2 separate regions of the Homo sapiens genome follow, and region 2 is linked to region 1. A link is an interaction called in ENCODE POLR2A ChIA-PET data of the cell type or tissue named here. Cell type or tissue: OCI-LY7. All regions are shown on one strand. Links, peaks and the distances in the headings refer to the core of each region. The heading gives the core; the rest is flanking DNA.

What was found. Peaks named below come from ENCODE experiments on the same cell type or tissue, not always from the same donor. Only the 100,000 strongest peaks of a DNase experiment are listed, where the experiment ranks them.
Region 2: POLR2A ChIA-PET joins it to region 1 with 5 read pairs; 6 of 35 experiments call an interaction of 5 or more read pairs at or near these places.

Annotation. Positions count from the first base shown.
Region 1 is chr7:24,926,468-24,939,305 of GRCh38, reverse strand. All of the region lies in intron 1 of OSBPL3 (oxysterol binding protein like 3), which reads left to right. Among named protein-coding and RNA genes, the nearest start is that of OSBPL3, 47 kb to the left of the region's middle. In OCI-LY7, for the core only: no CTCF peak of the experiment used is centred there; a DNase peak (open chromatin) is centred at 6,325; H3K4me3 peaks cover 3,131 bases; H3K27ac peaks cover 3,288 bases.
Region 2 is chr7:24,988,030-25,000,867 of GRCh38, reverse strand. No RefSeq gene overlaps it. Among named protein-coding and RNA genes, the nearest start is that of OSBPL3, 14 kb to the right of the region's middle. In OCI-LY7, for the core only: no CTCF peak of the experiment used is centred there; no DNase peak of the experiment used is centred there.

The DNA of each region.
Region 1 (12,838 bases), core at 3,874-8,873:
GCCACAAAGAAGCACAGGAGAATGGCTACTGGGCAGACAATTACCAGTAGCTTACACCTCCTCCATCCTCAGAGACCTTGGTCCTTTGGATTATGGACAGTGTTGTTCTTCCTTCTCTGAATATTCTTGATGTCTTAGTTTTCTTCATTTATCTTTTCTCTTTCTTTCTCTTAAATACTGCATTTCCTGGGATACTTACCTCACCATCTCTTCTTGCTCAGTGCTGATTCCTTGGGCTATCTTAACTGTTCCTATGATTTCATCCAATATCTCTGTGCTAAAAATTCTTTAATCTTTATTTCTACACTGATTCCTACCCCTTGCACTCTGTTTCATTTGTTCTTGTGTTCTGCATCTTAATTAATCACATCATTTACTATGTCAAATAATGTTGCCTCCCATTATATACTTTTTCCTTAATAACAATCTTTTTTTTTTTTCTTTCTTGGCCACATTAGTTTTGCTCTCAAAACACACACACACACACACACACACACACACACACACACACACACACACACACACATCAAAACAAAACCTCATTATTCAGTTTTCCTTGCAGCTAGGTATGGCCGTGTGACTAAGGTCTTGCCTGTGTATGTTATTTAGGAGTATTGTATGGGACTTCCAGGAAGCCTAAAAACAAACAAACAAACAAACAAACAACTTCAGCTGGGAGGTATACCCTTTTGCTCTTCAACTTTTCCTTCTTCTGGCCTTCAAATTTGAGTGATGACTAGAGTTTCAGAAGCCATCTTGGTCCCTAAGGAGACCTTGAAAATTGAAGCTGGGATAGAAGGATCTTTGGTCATTATAACCATGAAGCTGCCATATCAGCTTTGGAATGCCTACCTGTGGATTTTCATGTGGCAATGTAGTAGTTCAGGCTGCTATAACAAATATCATAAACCGGGTAATTTATAAACAATAGAAATGGGTTGCTTACAGTCTGGAGACTGTGAAGTCCACGATCAAGGTGCTGGCAGATTCAGTGTCTGGTGAGGGCTGCCTGCATCATAGATGATGCCTTCTTTGTGTCCTCACGTGGTGGAAGGCAAGACAGCTCTCTGGGCTCTCTTTCATAAGGGTATTAATCCCATGCAAAGGGGGAGCCCTCATGACTTGATCACCGCCCAAAGGCTCCAACTCCTAATACCATCAGGTTGGTGATTAGGTTTCAACATACCAGTTTTGGCGGGACAGAAACTTTCAGCCCATAGCAAATAAGCCCTTGTATATTTAGGCCACCATTTGGAGATAAGGAGGAAGTATCTTATCGGTTGCAGTTAAATGTAGTTCCTAACAGATATTTCTACTTTTGTTACCCAAGCAGAACACTCCATAGTTTTCTTCTCTGTCCTTCACTGTCCACATCCTAATTCATGGATTATACTTTGGAAATACCTTTCGATTCTGGAAGCATAATATAAAACCAGAACAAGAATATCGTTTCTACACTCACAAATTTGTTCAAATTAAATAGTTTGACTACACCAAGTATGGGCAAAGACATGTAAGATGGGAGCTCATGTTTTATTAATGGCAATATCATTTGGAACAACCAGCTTGGAGAATGATTTGGTAATAAGTAATTAGTTAGGTTTAAGGTGTTTCATGTTTTATGCCTGATAGCACCATAAACCTCCAGTTCTATTTCCAGATATGTAAAAGTGTGGCACATGTATTGGGACGTCTCATGTATGCTCTGTTCACTGCTGTATTGTTTGTTAGAGAAAAACATTGGAAGCAACCTAAATGTCCATGAGTAAGATGGATAAATAACTATAATGGACTCAGTAAATTAAATTCTATAAAGCAGAAAGAACTAAAACTATATGTATCCTTATGGGTAAACCTCAAGAATAATGTTGAACATAAAAGTCAAATTGGGGATTATATACAGAATGAGCCCATTCATAATAGTTAAACAATTGAAATAAAAATTTACTGATATGGTTTGGCTGTGTTCCCACCCAAAGCTGCTACAAAACTTGAATTGTAGTTCCCATAATCCCCACGTGTTGTGGGAGGGACCTGGTGGGAGAAAATTGAATTATGGGAGAGGTTCCCTCCATCCTGTTCTCATGATAATAAGTTAGTTCTCACTACATCTGATGGTTTTATAATATAAGGGCCTTTTCCCCCTTTTGCTCGGCATTTCTCCTGCCGCCATGTGAAGAAGGACATGTTTGCTTCCCCTTCTGCCATGATTGTAAGTTTCCTGAGGCTTCCCCAGCCATGCTGAACTGTGAGTCAATTAAACCTCTTTCCTTTATAAATTACCCAGTCTTGGGTATGTCTTTATTAGCAGCACAAGAATGGACTAATACAGTATCCTTTTCTATGACAACTGCTGTTGCTGCCTCTAGTCAGGACCTCATTGTTTTTCACCCGGTATATAGTTTTAAGAGCTCAATAATTTATCTTCCTATTCCATTCTCTCATTCCAACTCACTTTTGATACTGATACCAGTCTAGTCCTCTGTTTAAAAGCCTTTGAGTTTCCTACTGCATATAGGATAATGCAGGCAAACTTTTATCATGTTATTCACGATTGTTTCCAGAATCATATCCCTTCACATCTTCCCTAACTTCTACATACCTGTTCTCCAGCAGGCCCTCAAAGTATTTGTGCCTGCAGGCAGTCTCTGTGACTAGAGTGACTCTTTCCCCTATTTTCATTTTCTCTTTGCCACCTGGCAGAAGCCCAAATAGGAGGTTTCAAGGCCCACAGCTAGGGTCCTTCCTTTCTCAGAGTCATTCTGCTTTCCCACTCCTAGACAGAATTGGCTGTTTACTTCTCCATATACTCCCAGGACTTTATTCTCATTGGTGGTGTTAAGAACTTGGCCCATTGTATTGCATTGCAGTTTTGACCTTGTTAAGAGCAAGATCTTTGTCTTGTGCATGTTGAGGTCTTGGAGAACCTTTGCATAATTTTAGTACATAGTCTGTGGTCATTAAAGGTTATATTGAAAGAACGTATTCATGTTTGTGGATTGTGAGAGGAAAAGTTAGCCCTAAGTAACAGCCTGTATTCACTGTCTCAGCTTCCTTTGAAATATTCGCATATGTTCTTACTTACTCACTCAGCTTCATGGGGAAGAACTTTTCAAGTTTATCTTTTACTGGAACCAGTAACTTAAGGCCCCTTCATTATGAAGTTGATAGAGGTTGTGTTTTAGGGGAGTGATACAAAAGATGGTAGTTTTCAACCAGAAGAAATCTTAAGAATGAATTAAATGGTGATAAAAAAAAAAGATTCCTGGGGAGGGGGGAGGGATAGCTTTAGGAGATATACCTAATGCTAAATGACAAGTTAATGGGTGCAGCACACCAGCATGGCACATGTATACATATGTAACTAACCTGCACATTGTGCACATGTACCCTAAAACTTAAAGTATAATAATAAAAAAAAAAGATTCCTTCTTCGAGAATATACAGAACATACCTTTTTTTTGGTCTTTTTCTCTGCTTTATTAAAGCAACTCATACTCATTGCAAAATAGATGCCAGAATACATAAAATAGAATTTGTAGAAGAAAATTAAATATTGGTGTTCCCCCACCCCACCCCCAGGCACATAGAGACACATGTGAGAATTGAATCATTCTATAAATATTGTTTTGTAACTTTTAAAAAAACCTAATGTGCCATCAATCAATAGAACTTTTCATCATTCTTTTTAGATATAAGCATACTTTATAATCTAAATTGTATAACTGAAGTATATGGCCTAACCACCACCCAGGTCAAGATATAGACCATTTCTAGTAGTGTAAAAAGTTCCCTTGTAGTTTTCTCTGTGGTGATGGACAATTCTGTATCTTGTTTGTGGTGGCGATTACATAAATATATATGAGATAACATTTTATGGAAATATATACAATACATATATACACATACACACAAAGTGAGTACATGTAAAAATTGGTGAGTTTCTGAGTAAGTTCTGTAGCTTACCATAATCTGAGTAAACTGTGTAGCCTAATTGTAGTGTGCCAATATTAATTTCCTGTTTTTGATTGTAGTTATACATAAGATGTTACCATTGGTGGGTGCTGAGTGAAGGGTACACTGGACCACTCTGCAGTATTTTTGCAACTTCTTGTGAATATATATTTCTTCAATTAAAAAGCCTCCCTCATGCCTGTTTTATCATTTTAATGGATGTCTTATAGGTTATTATGTAGTTGTACTACAAATTATTTATCAAATTTTCTATGCATTGAGATGTTTTCCTTTCTTTACTAGTACAAACAACCTTATGATGAGCAACCTTGTACATATTTTTTGAAAGGGGGCTTAAAGGAAAAGCCACTAAAAGTTCTTGTGAGTCATTTTAAATGGCTACATACAATTTTTAAGAAAATGCATTATGTAAAATGAAACAAACCCATGCAGTAGAAATAATTAAGTCCCCCAGAAAGAAGGCATTTCAGCAAAATTATAATTTCTGGCGTTTCCATCTGCCTGTTGCCAAAAGTCCAAGGATGTTGAATCCCAAGCCAAGGAACAGAAGACATAACTGAAAATTGGCCTAATTCAAACCTGTGTCATTATATCACTTCTGAAGGGTGAAATATTTCCAGAAAAGATCCATTCAAAAGTAAGCTGTATGACAAACTCTATTTTACAGCATTTATTTAAAGGATAAAGCCGTCTAAGTAGTTATGCTGAGTTTCCTTGATATGGTTCATCCTGATTTCTAATCCGATTTTGAGAAGATCAGCTTGCATGATAGACTTCTTGAAACCCTAATGTACTTTGTGCTACTCCCTAGTGGTTGGGGGCCAAAAGATAGATATGTTTTTGATAACACATGCAGTATATGAGGGTTGTTTTCCATTTAGGCACAGCAGGTACTCTATTCTCTACCAGTAAATGAAGGTGTTTTGTTTTGTGTTGTTGACACTGTTCATTTCACTTATGTTCTATTCCCGGCTATTATTGTGTCTTTGATCTGAGGAACTCGGTTATCTGTCATTAAAGCTTAAAACTCAGACACAAGAAAGGATTATAATGAAAGGGTTATTGCTTCTGAGACATCCAGCAAAGCAGGCTTACACTTGTCAATAAGATCAGTGTTGAACATGCCATATCTGTGTAATATTTGAATAAAAATTTGTTGAGATGATTGATACTGGTGTTTTTAAAATGAGGCCTGTATTGAAGTGGTGAGATTTAATTTTTCATGTAAAAGACTGCTCCAATATGACCTTATTTTCCATCAGTTACAAGCTTGAACTCTTGGCTCCAGCTGAGAAAATTAACTTCCTATCAGATTCCTATTTTAGAGCTATTACACACATGGTCTATCTGCATTCTTAAACTTTGCTTTTCTAATGTCATCTATAAAGGTATTTATAGACTAAACTGATTTAATGCCAACAAATCTTAGTATTTGTTGTTTTACTCTATTTATGCTAAGTGGCATAGCTCTTGTGTATATATGTTTCGCTGTATATTTGACTGAAATTCCAAACTTTGATAGCAAAAGCAGATAGTAACTTTGGGAATTACCCATTGGTTTGCTTTTCTCATAACTAATTATTTAAATATCAACTTATGATCAGAACTGAGAGCATAGGCAAATACTTGCCTCAACTGGAGTTTAAGATAAATAAATGATAGAAATGCAACATTTCTTTTTTACACAAGCTTAGAGTTTTGCTCAATTACTAGTTTTTCTTGGGAATGGAAGCATAATCGGAAATATTAATGATTTAAGTGTTTTGCATGGTAGGGTGAATCTTGTTTGGGGTTTAGACTAGCTTGAGACTGTTAATAAAGTTTTCTCGATGTTTTTCTGGATTTTTTTTGTTCTCCTGATGTTGGGCATCTTTTTAAATATTCATAAACTTAACATATTGTTATGTCCATGAAATTATTCAGTAACAAATCAGAGTCCATTGAGAGAGAAAATGTTCTAAAGGGTGTATGTTGGCAAGGTTGCTTTTTACCTTCATGGGTTGGTTCTTTTTTTGACTCTAGAGCAGTGTTACTAAATTGTCAAGCTGAAATGCCTCTTATTTGACTGCCTTTTTGGGAGTTTGCAGGTGGTACTCATGATCTTTTCTCCTTTGAACACGTGTAATTGAATGTCCCTGTCCTCTTTATTCCCCATTTTAACCTTGAGCAGCGAACCCCCCTCTCAGCTGGGTCCCAGTTCTGCAGGCGTCTGCGTGCGTGGCCTGTTATTACTCTCTGAATCACTGCTGGCCTTATTAAACTATTTTGGGCAGCAGCCCTTCCATTCTCCTCCTGTGAACCGTGAAGACTGGAGTTGGTGCAGCAGCATCAGGTCCGGTGTGGAATTTGAATATGGAGGAAAGACGGTTCACTGGTTTGTAACATGGCATTCTGCCTTACAGAACAGTGGGGGTCTGTCCCCGGGGACCAGTTGGAGTCTTGAAAGTTTTTGTTTCTTTTAAAAAGTGATCTTAGAAAGATCGTTCCTGAATGCCCAACATTTCAAATGCTTGAATATAAGGCAGTTTGGTCTTTGCCCCTGTCTTAGTCCATTTGGGCTGCTCTAACAAAATAGCATAAACTGGGTGGCTTATAAACATCAGAAATTTACTTCTCGTAGTTCTGGAGGCTGGAAAATGCAAGATCGAAGTACTATTGGATTTGGTGTCTTGGGAGGCTCGTTTTTTGGTTGGTAGACAGTGCCTTTTTGCTGTGTGCTCACAGGGTGGAAGGGACAAGGCAGCTCTGTGGGGAATCTTTAAAAGGGCACTAGTCCCATTCATGAGGGCTCTGCCTTCATGACCTAATCACCTCCCAAAGACCCCACATCCCAATGCCATCAAATTGGTGACTAGGTTTTAATGTATGAATTTCAGGGGGACATCAACATTCTCACCAGAGCACCCCCTTTTCCCTTTCATTTTCTCTAGGATGTTTATGATCCTGGTTTGTGTTGGTGGTGTTCTCTTGCTCTTGCATTCTAACCTATCTCAGACCCCTGGGCGCACAGCTTGAAACTTGACCGGGGAATGCTGCAAGTACACTGGATAAAAAGGTGATCTTCAGTCCGAAATGCCTGCATTCAAATTCCAGTGATGGTGGACAAATATGACCTTGTTAAGCCTCAGTTGCCGAAGCTTTAAAGTGGGACAAATGTGCCCATTCATTTCTTATTAATTAAATAAGACATGGTTTATGGGAACTGGTTTATGGGAAAACTGACCACTGGTTTGAACCAGTCTGTAGGGAAAGCCCTCTGGCCTTTGTTAAGGAGAGATTATCATTCATCTAGTCTACATGTTTTGTTTTACAGATCAGTCACTGAGACCCAAAGGGGTTGTGTTTACGCGATGACACAGCTGTATGTGGGAGAGTGAGGATGAGAGCCCAGGTTTTCTAACTCCTAATGTTTTTCCATTAAGCCTCAGCTTCCCCATATATTGCTGGCTCAGGACCACATTTGAGACAGTATCAGTCTTGTTGATGCAAGTGTTTGTTGTTCATCAGAAAATGCTTTTTCACATGCTGTTTCATACTTCTCTTTATTTCCTTACATCCCCTTCCTTTTTTTTTTCTTTTAGGAAAGACTATATTAGTTGCCTATTACTGCTATAGCAAATTAAGTTGCTTTAAGCTTAAGTTGTTTAAATTTATGACTTAAACTAACACAATTTTATTTTCTTTCAGTTCTGGAGGTCAGAAAACTAAAATCAGGTGTCAACGGGCATTGTTCTTTTGGAGGCTTTTGTGGAGAATTCACTTCCATGCTTTTTCTGTCTTCTAGAGGCTGCTTGCATTCCTTGGCTCATGGCTTCACATCACATCTCCTTTTCTTCCTCTGTTTCCATCATCACATTGCCTTCTACATCTCCTGACGCCCTCTTATAAGGACCCTTGTGGTTAGATCAGACCTCCCAGGACAATCCAGGATAATCTCCCCATCATATCTGAGAAGTCCCTTTTGCCATATAAGGTACATTCAGTGCTTCTGGGGGTTAGAACATGGACATATTTGTGGACCATTATTCTGCCTACCACAGACAGGCACATAACTTATAACCCAGAGTTCCCAAATTATCTCTTTTCACCTATAGTTCTGAATTTTTTTCCAAATTAAATAACACTTTTCAGTCTGCTCACAAACATTTTTGTTAGCCATTCATACTCCTCCCTCTGTGCCCCACAATGAATACCTCCTTTTAGAAAAGACCTATTCTAGAAATGGAAGGAACTGACACCACCCCCTCAAATGACTGTTCAGACTTGTTGGCTTACCTTGATGTTCAGGAAGCAATGGTTGGGAAATGGATGTCTGGGAGCATCTGTCTTCCCACAGCTCACTTTTTGCCTCTGAACACGTACTTCCTGTGAGAATGTTAAATAATTTTTGGAATTAAAAAAGTCATCTTCACATTCTACCATGTATGTATTTGGCATTTGGATTGGAGAGAGGTTTGCCTACTTGTTTTTGGATATAGGTCAAGTTTCAGTGACAAAATCTCATTGATGAATTCATTTAATCAGAAATCCTTCACCTCAACCTAGGTTCTTAAACCCTTAAAGACTCCACAGAAGGCTTTCAGAGAGCCAGACCCTTTGGGACTGTGCAAAACCATATAATCATTTCTGGAAAGACTGGACCATAACTTTCATTAAATTTTTTAAGAGGTTAACCTGGAAAGGTTAATGACCAACTGAATTGATGGCTTTATTCTTCATTTCCCCCTTAGGTAAGAGGCCCTTTGAAGTACACTGCATATGTATTTTTAATATGTGATCTTTTTTTAGCTGCAACTCAGTGTCCCCCATTCCTATTGAAATAGACCTCCCACTGAAACCTGTGTCTTTTTTGCTGTCAGCAATAAAAAGTTTACTTTTTTTTTCTTGGCATATTTTGAGATATCTTTAGAACAAGAGATGGGAAACCTTTGTTAAGTGTAATCTTAATCTTGGATAGGCAGTATAAAATTTGTTTGTTTAGACAGGAATTGACAACAAAAAGTGTTGAGTTTTTCCCATGTATTCCTACAAACACCAGATGTTTTATTTGCACATTTTTTTTATTTTAGTGCATATTTCCTTGGAACTGAAAAAACTAGTTTCCTTCAGTTTTGCCATGCATTTCTGCCTCACCTTTGATCATTAGTTAATTAGAAGAATAAAGCCATCAATTCAGTTGGTCATTAACCTTTCCAGGTTAACCTCTTAAAAAATCATTAGTTACCCTTTCTTCTAACTCCTAAAGTTTTCTCATAAAGAATGTATGATATTTTCCTTCCTTTATCATTAACGATGCCTTCACCTTTACTTTACCCTTACCTTGCTCTATGAGAACCCAGAGAGGTGAAGACTAACTTTGGGGATTTGGTTGGTTTTTTTTACATTGCTAGATATACGAGGCTGAACAATAGTAAAGAGATATTGTATAAGCATACAGCAGATATCAAATGAAATCCAAAGATTTGCCAATTGATTCACTCCACAATTTAAAGCTTAGTGAGCAAAACATACATGACCAAGGATGATTACTTATGCTTTTGGAATCAGAAACGTTTTTTAAAAACAGGTACAATTTGGAATTAAACTCAGATGACTATAAACGGAATGCATTAATGTTCACATCAAAGTTCATGATTTGGCAAATTAGCTTGGAAGCAGCAGGCAAGGAGGGAGCCTTCCATTGAATGGAACTCCTTTCTTGATGAATTCTTATTCCTTAAAAAAAAAGTGTGGTATTTGGGAGAGAATTATAGCATGAAATAGAATATATTAATATACAAATTCTCTTTGAAACCTGTGGGACAGTCTGTAAAAAAAAAAGTGCTAAACTATTATGAAAGTACTGCGATATTTTTGGTAAAACTTATTGATGTTCATTTTTACTTAGTACAAGAATTTAAGCCTCATTTGGCTCAATTAACTATTTTATCAATAGGGAAGAAATGAGGTGGGATAGATGGTCTTTACGGCGTTAGCAACTATTTAATGACAAAGTTGGTGATAAAATTTACGACAACGACCCTGATCCAGCGACCTTTCAGTATACCACATTGCCTGTGTTCCTTAGAAAGAGGAAAAAGTTACACACTGAACGAAACAGATTTCAGACCTTCTAAATTAAACTACAGTGAGGCACACCTGCACACCCATCAGCATGACTAAAATGTAAAAGACTGACAATAGCAAATGTTGGCTAGGATGTGGAGCAACTAGAGCTGTCAGACATGGCTGGTGGGAGTATAAAGAGGTGCAGCTACTTTGGAGAGCAGTTTGGCAATTTCTAAAGCTAAACACGCTTACCCTCTGGCCCGTCGTACTGCTTCTTTGTATTTACCCAAGAGAAAGGCCTGTAATACAAATGTTAATAGCAGCTTGATTGTAACAAGTAAAAACTGGAAACAACTCAAATGTTCATCAGCTGGTGAACAGATAAATTGTGGTGCATTTATACAACAAAATGCTACTCAGCAGCAAAAAAGAAGGGACCACTGATATTAGCAACAACATGGCTGAAACTCAGAAACATCATATTGAGGTGAAGGAGCCATAAAAGAAAAGAGCATATTCTGTATGATTCCATTAATACAAAGTCCTAGAACAGGTAAAACCAGATGGTAGTGATAGAAATCAGAGGCATCAGGGTTAGAGTTGACTGCAAAAGGGCATGAGGGAGCTCTTTGGGTGAGGGAATGTTCTTTGAGGTGTTGATTGAAGCGATGGTTACATAGGCATATACATTTGCTCCAAACTCATCAGTCTGTACACTTAAAAGGGGTGCTGTATTCTCTTACTGCTATACAGAAATACCCTGAGACTGGGTAATTTATAAAGACAAGAGGTGGCCGGGCACGGTGGCTGATGCCTGTAATCCTAGCACTTTGGGAGGCCAAGGTGGGCAGATCACGAGGTCAGGAGATCGAGACCATCCTGGCTAACACGGTGAAACCCCGTCTCTACTAAAAAGACAAAAAAGTAGCCGGGTGTGGTGGCGGGCGCCTATAGTCCCAGCTACTCGGGAGGCTGAGGCAGGAGAATGGCGTGAACCTGGGAGGCGGAGTTTGCAGTGAGCTGAGATCGTGCTGCTGCACTCCAGCCTGGGTGACAGAGCGAGACTCCATCTCAAAAAAAAAAAAAAACAAAAAGGAAGGTTTAATTGGCTCACCATTCTCAGGCTGTACAGGACACATGGTTCGGGAGGCCTCAGGAAACTTACAATCATGGCAGAAGGCGAAGGGGGAGCAGACACATCTTTCATGGCCTGAGCAGGAGGAAGGTAGAGAGGAGGAGGTGCTACACACTTTTGAACAACAAGATCTCACAATACTCACTATCATGAGAACAGCACCAAAGGGGAAATTTATCTCCATGATCCAATCACCTCCCACCAGGCCCTACCTCCAACACTGGAGATTAAAATTTGAGCAGGGACACAGACCCAAACCGTATCAGGTGCATTTTATTGGATATAAATTATACCTCAAGAAGCATTTTTTTTCTTTACAAAAAGAGATAGGGTAGTGAGAAGCTAAGGTGTGGAACAGCAAAGCACAGTTGGTATAAAGTGTAAAATATTTTTATCATGCCATTGAATTTTCTGTAGTCCTATTTTCTCTCTCAAAATGGTAAACCTTCTGTTATTATGCCCTTACCACTTGTCTCAGAACACAGACATAACTACAAGCAAGTGTATCACGGTGAAAAAAACTGAACAATCCACCCATACACATTTTCATCAGCAAGCTTCTTCTGTGCCTGAGGATATTTTGCCAACTTAAGCAGTAATCATGGGAATCATTGAGAGCTTCAGTTATTAATTCTTCTTTAGTCACCAAAATTTTACTAGCATAACTATATATGCAAGTAAAATAATACCCCAAGAAATGCCAAGTGCTATTCTGTTCTCTAGGAGGAAGTTTAGAGGATTTGTAGACTGAGTAGCTTGGATTTATTGCCATATTCTCTGCTAAAAAGTCTAAAAATAAAAACGTTGGCATCACAGTTGGTGTTCTGAGTCATATTTTAAGGCCTGCAAGCTTGTACCTTATAAAAATGCTATTCAGAAAACTCTAAACTGCACATAAAATATATCTTCGTTTTTGTCAATTCCCCTGCTGGCTTCTTTCTTTTGGGTTTTCTTTCAGAGATATCTAGGACTAGAAGTGAAGACATACGAATCCTCTTGAAATGAGTTCCAGACATACAATGGAAGCAGCATTGCTTCTAACTGAGTCAAAGATCCCCAAGCATTTTCTCTTGTAGCATGCTTGAGGATGATTAAGTAACTCTTGGAATCCAAAGCTCACTACAAAAAAATCTATTTGAATAAAAATTCGTGATTATATCCATTCCAATTTTCTTCCATTCAACTCAAAATAATGCCAGCAGTCTGTTTCTTACAACATTGACTACATTGGTTTTATTTACATGGATGCAATTATTAGTTCATCAAGAATTTTTTGAGTACCTATCATATGACAGGTGTTTTGCTAGGCAGCAGGATATAGGAATCATAGAGACCAGGTCCTCCAGGAGCTTACAGTTCAGGTAGGAGAGAAGCATGTAAGTATCTTTATTGTAATAGTGTTGTAATATATATACAAGGTATATGCAAGGGCAGCCTGGTGCATGCCAGCCTGGGGATGTTAGGCAGAAATGGACAAGAAGGCCTCATTTGAGCTGCGACCTTATACAGTGGCCACTCTGCTGTGCCCACAGTAAGGGTGGGCATGGCTGCTACAAAGGTGTGGAGATAGTCTGTAGAGAACTGCAAGTGGATTTGTGTGGCTGGAAGGTGAAATGTCAGCTGAAAAGTGGGGGTAATTGAGCCTTGTATGTAACACAGAGACTTCCTCTTGCAAGCCAG
Region 2 (12,838 bases), core at 4,889-9,888, 61 kb before region 1:
ATGGGGAGAATGGAACCAAGTTAGAAAACACTCTTCAGGATATTATCCAGGAGAACTTCCCCAAACCAGCAAGGTAGGCCAACATTCAAATTAGGAAATACAGAGAACACCACAAAGATACTCCTCGAGAAGAGCAACCCCAAGACACATAATTGCCAGATTCACCAAGGTTGAAATTAAGGAAAAAGTGTTCAGGGGAGCCAGAGAGAAAGGTTGGGATACCCACAAAGGGAAGCCCATCAGACTAACAGCAGATCTCTTGGCAGAAACCCTATAAGCCAGAAGACAGTGAGGGCCAATATTCAACATTCTTAAAGAAAAGAATTTTCAACCCAGAATTTCATATCCAGCCAAACTAACCTTCATAAATGAAGGAGAAATAAAATCCTTTACAGACAAGCAAATGCTGAGAGATTTTGTCACCACCAGGCCTGCCTTACAAGAGCTCCTGAAGGAAGCACTAAACATGGAAAGAAACAACCAGTACCAGCCACTGCAAAAACATGCCAAATTGTAAAGACCATTGATGCTATGAAGAAACTGCATCAATTAACAGGCAAAATAACCAGCTAATATCATACTGACAGGATCAAATTCACACATAACAATATTAACCTTAAATGTAAATGGGCTAAATACTCCAATTAAAAGACACAGACTGGCAAATTGGATAAAGAGTCAAGACCCATCAGTGTGCTGTATTCAGGAGATCCATCTCATGTGCAGAGACACACATAAGCTAAACTAAAGGGATGGAGGAAGGTCTACCAAGCAAATGGAAAGCAAAAAAAAAGCAGGGGTTGCAATCCTAATCTCTGATAAAACAGACTTTAAACCAACAAAGATCAAAAGAGACAAAGAAGGCCATTACATAATGGTAAAGGGATCAATTCAACAAGAAGAGCTAACTATCCTAAATATATATGCACCCAATACAGGAGCACCCAGATTCATAAAGCAAATCCTTAGAGACCTACAAAAAGACTTAGACTCCCACACAATAATAATGGGAGACTTTAACACCTCACTGTCAACATTAGATCAATGAGACAGAAGGTTAACAAGGATATCCAGGACTTGAACTCAGCTCTGCACCAAGTGGACCTAATAGACATATACAGAACTCTCCACCCCAAATCAACAGAATATACATTCTTCTCAGTACCACATCACACTTATTCTAAAATTGACCACATAACTGGAAGTAAAGCACTCCTCAGCAAATGTAAAAGAACAGAAATCACAACAAACTGTCTCTCAGGCCACAGAGCAACCAAATTAGAACTCAGGATTAAGAAACTCACTCAAAGCTGCACAACTACATGGAAACTGAACAACCTGCTCCTGAATGACTTCTGTGTAAATAACGAAATATAGGCAGAAATAAAGATGTTCTTTGAAACCAATGAGAACAAAGACACAATGTACCAGAATCTCTGGAACTCATTTAAAGCAGTGTGTAGAGGGAAATTTATAGCACTAAATGCCCACAAGAGAAAGCAGGAAAGATCTAAAATTGACACCCTAACATCGCAATTAAAAGAACTAGAGAAGCAAGAGCAAACACATTGAAAAGCCAGCAGAAGGCAAGAAATAACTAAGATCAGAGTAGAACTGAAGGAGATAGAGACACAAAAAACCCTTCAAAAAATCAATGAATCCAGGAGCTGGTTTTTTGAAAAGATCAACAAAATTGATAGATTGCTAGCAAGACTAATAGAAAAGAGAGAAGAATCAAATAGACACAATAAAAAATGATAAAGGGGATATCATCACCAATTCCACAGAAATACAAACTACCATCAGAGAATACTATAAACACCTCTATGCAAATAAACTAGAAAATCTAGAAGAAATGGACAAATTCCTGGACACACACACCCTCCCAAGACTAAACCAGGAAGAAGTTGAATCTCTAAATAGACCAATAACAGGCTCTGAAATTGAGGCAATAATTAATAGCTTACCAACTAAAAAAAGCCCAGGACCATATGGATTCACAGCCGAATTCTACCAGAGGTACAAAGAGGAGCTGGTATCATTCCTTCTGAAACTAGGCCAATCAATAGAAAAAGAGGGAATCCTCCCTAACTCATTTTATGAGGCCAGCATCATCCTGTTACCAAAGCCTGGCAGAGAACCAAAAAAATAAGAGAATTTTAGACCAATATCCCTGATGAACATCAATGCAAAAATCCTCAATAAAATACTGGCAAACCGAATCCAGCAGCACATCAAAAAGCTTATCCACCATGATCAAGTGGGCTTCATCCCTGGGATGCAAGGCTGGTTCAACATATGCAAATCAATAAATGTAAAAACAGAACCAACGAAAAAAACCACATGATTATCTCAACAGATGCAGAAAACGCCTTTGACAAAATTCAACAGCGCTTCATGCTAAAAACTCCCAATAAACTAGGTATTGATGGAATGTATCTCAAAATGATAAGAGCTATTTATGACAAACCCACAGCCAATATCATACTGAATGGGCAAAAACTGGAAGCATTCCCTTTGACAACCAGCACAAGACAAGGATGCCCTTTCTCACCACTCCTATTCAATATAGTGTTGGAAGTTCTGGCCAGGGCAATCAGGCAAGAGAAAGAAATAAAGGGTATTCAATTAGGAAAAGAGGAAGTCAAACTGTCCCTGTTTGCAGGTGACATGATTGTATATTTAGAAAACCCATCGTCTCAGCCCAGAATCTCCTTAAGCTGATAAGCAACTTCAGCAAAGTCTCAGGATACAAAATCAATGTGCAAAAATCACAAGCATTCTTATACACCAATAACAGACAAACGAGAGCCAAATAATGAGTGTACTCCCATTCACAATTGCTATAAAGAGAATAAAATACCTAGGAATTCAACTTACAAGGGATGTGAAGGACGTCTGCAAGGAGAACTACAAACCACTACTCAGTGAAATAAAAGAGGACACAAACAAATGAAAGAACATTGCATGCTTATGGATAGGAAGAATCAATATTGTGAAAATGGCCATACTGCCCAAGGTAATTTATAGATTCAATGCCATCCCCATCAAGCTACCAATGACTTTCTTCACAGAATTAGAAAAAAACTACTTTAAAGTTCATATGGCACCAAAAAAGCCTGCATTGCCAAGACAATCCTAAGCCAAAAGCACAAAGCTGGAGGCATCACGCTACCTGACTTCAAACTATACTACAAGGCTACAGTAACCAAAACAGCATGGTTCTGGTACCAAAACAGATACATAGACCAATGGAACAGAACAGAGGCCTCAGAAATAACACCACACATCTACAACCATCTGATCTTTGACAAACCTGACAAAACAAGCAATGGGGAAAGGATTCCCTATTTAATAAATGGTGCTGGGAGAACTGGCTAGCCATATGTAGAAAGGTGAAACTGGATCCCTTCCTTACATCTTATACAAAAATTAACTCAAGATGGAGTAAAGACTTAAATGTTAGACCTAAAACCATAAAAACTCTAGAAGAAAACCTAGGCAATACCATTCAGGACATAGGCATGAGCAAGGACTTCATGATTAAAATACCAAAAGCAATGGCAACAGAAGCCAAAATAGATAAATGGGATCTAATTAAACTAAAGGGCTTCTGCACAGCAAAAGAAATTACCATCAGAGTGAACAGGCAACCTACAGAATGGGAGAAACTTTTTGCAATCTACCTATCTGACAAAGGGCTAATATCCAGAATCTACAAAGAACTTAAACAAATTTACAGGAAAAAAACAAACAACCCCATCAAAAAGTGGGCAAAGGATAGGAACAGACACTTCTCAAAAGAAGACATTTATGCAGCCAACAGACACATGAAAAAATGCTCATCATCACTGGTCATCAGGGAAATGCAAATCAAAACCACAATGAAATACCATCTCATGCCAGTTAGAATGGCGATCATTAAAAAGTCAGGATACAAGAGTGGCTGGAGAGGATGTGGAGAAATAGGAATGCTTTTACACAGTTGGTGGGAGGGTAAATTAGTTCAACCGTTGTGGAAGACAGTGTGGCGATTCCTCAAGGATCTAGAACTAGAAATACCATTTGACCCAGCGACCCCATTACTGGGTATATACCCAAAGGATTATAAATCATGCTACTATAAAGACATGCACGTGTATGTTTATTGTGGCACTATTCACAATAGCAAAGACTTGGAACCAACCCAAATGTTCATCAGTGATAGACTGGATTAAGAAAATGTGGCACATATACACCATGGAATACTAAGCAGCCATAAAAAAGGATGAATTCATGTCCTTTACAGGGGCTTGGATGAAGTTGGAAACCATCATTCTGAGCAAACCATCACAAGGACAGAAAACCAAGCACTGCATGTTCTCACTCACAGGTGGGAATTGAACAATGAGAACACCTGGACGCAGGGCAGGGAACATCACACACCGGGGCCTGTCAGGGGGTGAGGGGCTGGGGGAGGGATAGCATTAGGAGAAATACCTAATGTAATTGACAAGTTGATGGGTGCAGCAAACCAACATGGCTCATGTATACCTATGTAAGAAATCTGCACATTGTGCACATGTACCCTAGAAAAAGTATAATAAAAAACAACAACGACAACAACAACAAAAAAAGGTATTATTTGGAAGCCTTGCATTTTGGATATTAAAATTCTACTTTTACCCTATTTTTCAAGGTATGAGATATCTTATACTTAAGAACTTTCAGTTTATAAAATGGTATAGATAAGAGGAAATCTATACAAGTGACTTAAATGCATGAACTCTACGGGAAGATTTGCAATTACTGATAATTGTGTAATTTTAGATTGATAAATACGTTTGGAATCTAAACATTGTAGAAGCAGAGAAGACACTCTCAAGTAGACGTTCAGGGGCTGGGTGGGGTTTAATAGATAAGGAGAGATCCCATTAGGTCCTACACAGTCACATTTGAGAAAAGCACTTTATTAGGTTTTAGACTTGCCCCTCTTCTGTTAGCTTGTGTTTTTAGTTTATTGAAGTGCATCATAGAACCCAATTAAAAAGAGAATAGAGCCAAAGGAAATTCAATTCTTATTTGACAATTCATTTCTCAGAGAATGAAATCATGTCTTTTTAAGGCAGCACAGATGAAACTGGAGGCCATTATCTTAAGTGAAACAACTCAGAAACAGAAAAAAAATACCACAGGTTCTCACCTATAAGTGGAAGCTTAATAACGTGTACACAAGAACATAGAGTGTGGAATGATAGACAGTGTAGACTCAGAAAGGTGAGGCGTGGGACTTAAGTGGAGGATGAGAAATTACTTAATCGGTACAATTGTACTTTGTTCTGATGATAGATGCCCTAAAAGCCCTGACTTTACCACTACACAATATATCTATGTAACAAAATTACATCTGTATCTCAGACATTTATATAAATAAGATGAAAACATGAAATTCATGTGTAAGCATGATTTCTTATTAAAAAAATGAGACAGCAACCAATATAAGGGCCAATTAAACAAAACAGAAAATTGAAAATATAAACAAAAGCAAAAAACTAAAAAGAGAAACATCTTTCTGAAGACAGAGTAAGAAGACACCTCATAAAATTATTTAATTATTAAATTATGGGTCAGAATATATTATTTGAAAACTCTTCAGCAGTTCAAAGTAAGAAAGTATAAATTCAATAAAGTTAAACAATTTTAAGGCATTAACAACTGAGCTAAAATGTAGCCAGGTAAAATGTATAATGACACAAATGAGATGAATATATGATAATAAACAAAAAAAGCATTAAAGTACTTAACAGAGAAAACAGGATTGAGAGTAAAATAAATCAAATGAAAATGTGAAGGTCAAGTTTATAAAGTTTTCTCAAAATGTATAAGAAAATAACTAGATGAAAATACACAGATAAGATGTTACAATTTAAGAAACCAAATACAAAAATTTTAAAAACCAATCATTAACATGTTCTGCAATATTTAAAACTGAAACTATAAATTAAAAAATAATAGAAATACCAAGTCAGTTGATTAACATTGTTTTCCAAAGAATGCCATTTAAAAATTGAACTGAATCCAATCCACAAATATTTCTTTTCTTTAATCTACTGAAAACTTTTTGCTTACTTTATTTCCATTTTTTCTAATTTTGTTCATGATTTATTATTGTAACATATTTAGAAAATCGAACATATTTATAATAGGTGCTTCTTATATATCTTTGCTTCCTAACTCTAATTTTCTGTCATTTCTGGCTCCTTAAAAACACACATTTTTACAATTCTGGAAGATAATTTCCTGTTTGGGAAAATGTGTATTAATATTTTATTAGATGACAGAATTTGTTTTCATACATAGTTGAATGCAGAATTTTGCTATATTTTAAAAATGATGTTGGACATTCTTTTAATCACAATTTCCAGAGAACAGCTGTAATCTAATGAAATTTTAGGAAATCCTTATTGTGCAAGAGTACATAATAAAGCTGCTAGTTGTAAACTTTTACTTATTTTCAATATTTTCATGTATTTTTAGGACAACAAATAAAATCTTGTGTGGAAATTAAACACAAAATACTTCTTAACAGTCAGAAAGAATGTCAAAAAGTTCATATGCTTTCCTCAAAAGCGTTGCTGCTTTGGTCCTCACCTAGAGTACATTTATTCTTATTTTATGGGAAAAAAAAATCTGACTTCAGCCTCCACTAAAACTGCTGTCAGTGGACATCAGTGCCTTCCTTGAGAAAATAACGTCCTTTCACTTATGAACTAATTCTCTTGGCAGCATTTTTAATGTTGAATCCTTTCTCCCTTTCTTATGACTTTTAATCAATTAAATAATTGGATAAAGAAAATGTGGTACATATACGTCACAGAATACAAAGCTGCCATAAGAAAAGAATGAAATCATGTATTTTGCAGCAACATGGATGAAGCTGGAGGCCATTTTCCTAAGTGAACAAACTCAGAAACAGAAAATCAAATACCGCATGTCCTCACTTACGCATGGGAGCTAAACAATGAGTACACGTGGATATAAAGATGGATATAACAGACACTGGGGACTCCAAAAGGCGAGAGGGTGGCAAGGGGACAAGGGTTGAAAACTTACCTGTTGGGTAATGGTGAACCCAAAGTTCACTATTTGGGTGATGGGTATGCTAGAAGCCCAGACCTCACCATATCTCCATGTGATGTATCCGTGTAATAAGCCTGCACATATACCTCCTAAATCTACAATTTTACAAAAGAAAAATGAATCATAATTAAGGTAAAATTTTAAAAATTAGGCTAGGCACGGTGGCTCACGCCTGTAATCCCAGCACTTTGGGAGGCCGAGGCAGGCGGATTGCCTGAGGTCAGGAGTTGGAGACCAGCCTGGCCAAGATGGTGAAACCCTGTCTCTACTAAAAATACAAAAATTAGCCGGGCGTAGTGGAGCATGCCTGTAGTCCCAGCTACTCGGGAGGCTGAGGCAGGAGAATCGATTGAACCTGGGAGGCAGAGGTTGCAGTGAGCCAAGATTGCGCCACTGCACTCCAGCCTGGGTGACAGAGTGAGACTCTGTCTCAAAAAAACAAAAAAACAAACCAAAACAAACAAAAAAATAAATTACCCATTTTCAAGTGTACAGTTCAGTGGCATTTAGAACATTCACAACGTTGTGCAGTGGCCACCTCTATCTAGTTCTTAAACATTGCTGTCACTCCAGAGTAAAACCCTGAACCCATTATGCAGTTTCCCCCATTCTTAGCCCCACACAGTCACAAATCTCCACTTATCCCTATGGATTTATTTATTCTGGACGTTCTCTATAAATGAAATCATGCAGTATATGGTCTTTTGTATCTGGCTTCTTTCACTTAGCACAAAGTTCTAAGTTTTATTTTTGGGAGGTAGCATGCATCAGTACTTCATTCCATTTTATGGCTATATTTATTATTTATGTATAATGTTCCATTTTATGGATATGCAAAATTGTGTTTATTCATTCTTCACTTGATGTACATTTGAGGTGCTCCCACTTTTTTGCTGTTATGAGCGATGCTGTTGTGCACATTTGTGGGGTTCCTAACTTTTCCACCTCAGTTTTCTCATCTCTAAAACCGAGTTGGTAATGGTAATTAGCTCATGAAATTGTTAGGATTAAATGAGGCTTAAGCACTTAGAATTGTGCCCAGAACATGGGAAAGGCTCAATAAATCTTTATTATTTTCGTAATACGTAAGCACTCAAAGTATCAGAAGTTGGTTTGTGGTAGGACAAATGACTTTAAACATCTCAATTCTTGAAGTCATCATTATCTTACTTTAATAATTAATGTAAGAAATAGTGACCCTGAATTATATGTGAAAGGTTAAAATTTCAACTATGGTCAGCATTTTTGGGAGGTAAAAAGGCAGGGATAAGTATGATACCATCTTGACGGATTTCCATCAAAACCTAGCATTAGACAGGGGAAATAAATAAGGCCTTACAGAGAGTCAAATGCCTTTTTAAAAGTAATAAGCTTTTAGTTTGAAGAGGCGGCATGAAGATTAGCTCATGTTCTAAGGGACTTTGAGTGCCATATCTCAAGCAGTAGAATTATGTGACGAAAATGATAAATGAAGAAGAGCACCCTGGAACTTCTGAGCCCAGTAGATGTGAGATGTGAGTGGAAGTAGGAGGACCAGAATGGATATTTGTACAGAGGTTGGGGGATTGTCCTGGAGAGGCGACTGGCCATATGAAGAAGAAGCAACGTACCTGGCAGCCACCTTGTATGAAAAATTGATAGAAAATGGGAAGAGACCCGCAGGAGAAGGGAAGATTCAGAACAAATGTTCTAAGCTTATGTGAGGGAAGGGCAGGAATGTCACACATGGGAATTAGAGAGTTGGAAAGGGCAGGAAGGACTGCTTTGACACCTCTGTCTTCCCACACGTTTTACTTTCTATTTAGGATTAAAAGGAGATATAGCAACACTCTTGGCTGCATTCGTGAGATCTATTTCCCATTTCCCCCTTGCTGTATCAGTCACAGTGGGTTGAGGTCTCACTGACATGGTTTAGCACCCTTTGAGCAGCCCTAGAAAGGTTTCCACACCAGCTCCCTCAGTCTAACATGCATTTCCTAACGAAACGTCATTTCATTTCCTAAAAGAAGCCATGTGGGTCTTGCCATGAATACACAGCCAAGACCGTAAAGAAATACTTGAAAATGCACTTGCTCAGCCTGCTCTTGAGAAGGAAACAATGAAGTTCTTTCCTTCTTCAATGGGGCTCAAGGGGCTTGGCTTGTGGACAAGCCACACTTCGAATGTAGAAATGTGCAGAAAAAATGAATGGCAGGCCTAAGACTGCTTCCTTAGAAAGGCCTGCTTGCAAGGCTGGCCCCTGACTGGCCTCTGGGAACCTAGATGTAGGGAAGGTTCTCAAAATTCCTTAACTCATAAGAGTGGCCTGAACTGTCTGTGCAAACTGTGTGGTTTATGCTGCACACCTGCCTTCCTTCTACATTTACGAATTGAACTCCAGTTTTTTGTTTTGTTTTTCAGGTATGAACCCTATGGTCTAAATCAGTCATGGCAGAAATTTTGTCTTGCCTAATGTCTGCTTTAAGTATGAATGGGCATGGGCCCCAATTCTGACCAATGATACACAAAGGTAATTCAGCTGGGGGCTTCTAGGAGAGGTTTTTGTACTTATAGAATGTGCTCAAGGAAGGTGTATTCTTTTCTGCCTCTGGACATGAATATTTCCTGACATGATATTGATAACTGCTATGTACATCCAGACTGAGGAGAAAATCCTCATGGTAAACTTGGCAAAGCAGAGATACAGAAAGAACCTGAGTCTTTTGCTGACATGTTTGAACCACTGAATGAACCCAGGCTGAAGTCACCATATCTCCAGACTTCTTGCTGTGTGATAATACATCTTTTTTAAGTGATCTTTAATTGAATTTCTCTTATTTGGAGCTAAAGTATCCTAGCAGACAATTAAAATATAATTCCACTACCTTGTTAAGTGAATTTAGATTGTAGTGTTTTGTTGTTATTTTTGTTGTTTCATAGAGAAGAGGCTCTTGCTATGTTGCCTAGGCTAATCTGAAACTCCTGGGCTCAAGCAGTCCTCCTGCTTTGGCCTTCCAAAGTGCTGGGATCACAGGTGTGAGCCACTGCACCTGGCCTAGATTGTAGTTTTTGAACAAAATGTATTTACGCATTTGTTTAACCAACAGTTTATGGAACGTCTTTTATGTGCTATGTGAATGGAGGACATCCAAGAAGAATAAGAAAAAGAGCTTACAATTCAGAAGGGAATATAAATTCCCACATTTATATGCCCAAATATAAATAAATATACAATTGTTTACCCAAATAAATATATAATAAATATCATATGAGGCATCTGAAGTCACATGAGACACTACAACATAATGCTGGTGTTATGTAAGTTGTTTCATACCAACATTGTTCTGAGTTCATGTTATTCAGGACACAAGTGATTCCAAATCCCTGAGCAGAGCTACCTTCCTGTCTTGCTGTCCAGAATTGGGGCATAAGCCCATTCATGCTTAGAGCAGTCACTGACAAGCGAATGCCCACCATGACAGATTGAGTCTCTGGGAGTGGTGATCAGGACAGAACTTGTAAAGTTGAGGTCTTTTTGGTCTGCTTCCCCCAGTAAGAAGAGTACCCACGTGAGGTACTCCCCGGGGTTCAAGCTCCTTAAAGTGACAGTTGCTTGTGGTTCAAGCACACGCTAGCTAGCCTTCAGCTAAACACAAATGGTCAATGCAGCGAAGAATGTTCAGCCTCCCAGAGCTCAGACTCCTTCATCCTACGGAGCTATTATGATTTTCCATTTCTGTTAGTTGGGAAGAGGTTGCCCAGGTACCATCCTATTCAAGGAATACATGGTTCAGCTTACTGGATAAACAAGCAGTATTTCTGACTCTTATTGGTTCAATGTATACTTATTGTCCACTTCCTTTAGAAATGTGGCTCTATAATGTGGGAGAGGATGGGGTGAGAGCAACAGGCTCCAACATCGCCACAGCAACACCAGCTAGCACAGGCTCGAGGAGAGCAATTTTCAGAGCCATATTCATGGCACATCTTTTAACCCAGTAACTCCACTCTAGAAATTTCCCTAAGAAGGAACTAGTGGGCAAATAGATACTTCACTGTAACATGATTAAAAGAGAGATCAATTAGATTTCTTTGTGAAAGGGAGGTTTATTAAAAGTGAAATTACTAAAAAATAAATTTTTATAAGTATCTTCCTTTCCTTAAGGACCTACCTCAGCTGATCATGTTATTGCTTTCAATCCCTGTAATAAACTGTGAGGCAGCTATTAGGAATTTCATTTTTAAAATGAAGAGGCAAAAATTGAGAAAGGTTAAATTACTTGCCTAAGATGAAAGAACTACTAAATTGAAAAAATAGTACTTAAACCTAGTCTTTTTTGTATTCAAACTTCAGTTATTTCTGTTATGGTACAAGTTAAATTGATATTATACATATTTTTCAGGGCTTTTTGTAGTCTTCATGATGATCATTTGAATGAATATATAATATTGTATTGATAATCATGAAATAACAATTAGGAAAACGTATATAATATCAAATCAGAAATATAACTTAAGTGTGTATTTACTCTAAAAATACAACTACATGAAAAAATATTAGAAGGAAACATTGAACAATAAAAATAGCTTTTTTGTAGGTAGCATTATAGGCAATTTTATTCATTTTCTTTAACTTCTATTACTATTATTATTAATATTATTTTAGAGACAGGGTCTTGTTATATTGCCCAGGCTTGTGTGCAGTGGCTTTTCATAGACATGATCATAGCCCACTATAGCCTTGAGCTTCTAGGCTCAAGTGATCCTCCTACCTCAGACTCCCAAGTAGCTGGGACTACAGGTGTGTGCCACCACGCTTGTCTAACTTCTATTGTTTTTTGTTTTTGCTATTGTTTTGATGTTATTTTGTACACAGTTTCTTTTGCAAGAAATACTGGGGTAAAGCAAACACTGAAAGATCATTCTTTTGGAATCATCAGACTTTCTTCCCCATCTCATAGTCCTAGCAAGTTGCACTCACCTTGAGGAAGGAAAAAAAAAAAAAGGATTATATAGGTATTGATATGTCTCATTCTAAGCATATACTCTTCATAGACAAGTTTATTTTTGGTTACAGGAATTCAGTTTATTATCTTAACAGTCTGTAAGAACAAGAGCAAGATAGTCACAGTTTCTTCCCTGAAGTACCAATTTCATCTGAGTGTGATATTCCAATTGCTGTGGATCAGTAGGGAATTGCGTGTAAGAAATAAGCATCAGGGAACAGGGCACTTTCTTTTGATGAAACCACAGGTTAAAAAAAGTTTTTCACCTTTGTGCTAGCCTTTTTCATATCTCCACAGTGTTGTTTAACCAGCAATATACGGAATGTCTTTTATGTGCTATGTGAAAGGAGGACACCCAAGAAGAATAAGAAAAAGAGCTTATAATTTAGAAAGAAATATAAAATGGGCACCCAAATAAATATATAATAAATATAATATGAGGCATCTTAAGTCACATGAGATACCACAACATAATGCGAAAACACAATTTTCACCTTTGTGAAATACTCTCAAGAATTATCGTGAAATGACTCTTACATACAATTCCCTACTGATCCACAGCAACTGGACTATCACACTCCACAGTGTTGTGGAGTTAAGAAGAGGCTAACACAAAGGTGAAGAATTTACTTCAAGTAAAGGTAACACTATACACAGACATGGAGGATTCCTAGTTTCCATTTCTGTAAATAGGGAAAGGTCTATGTGAACCCGCCTATGGCAGGATGGAGGCA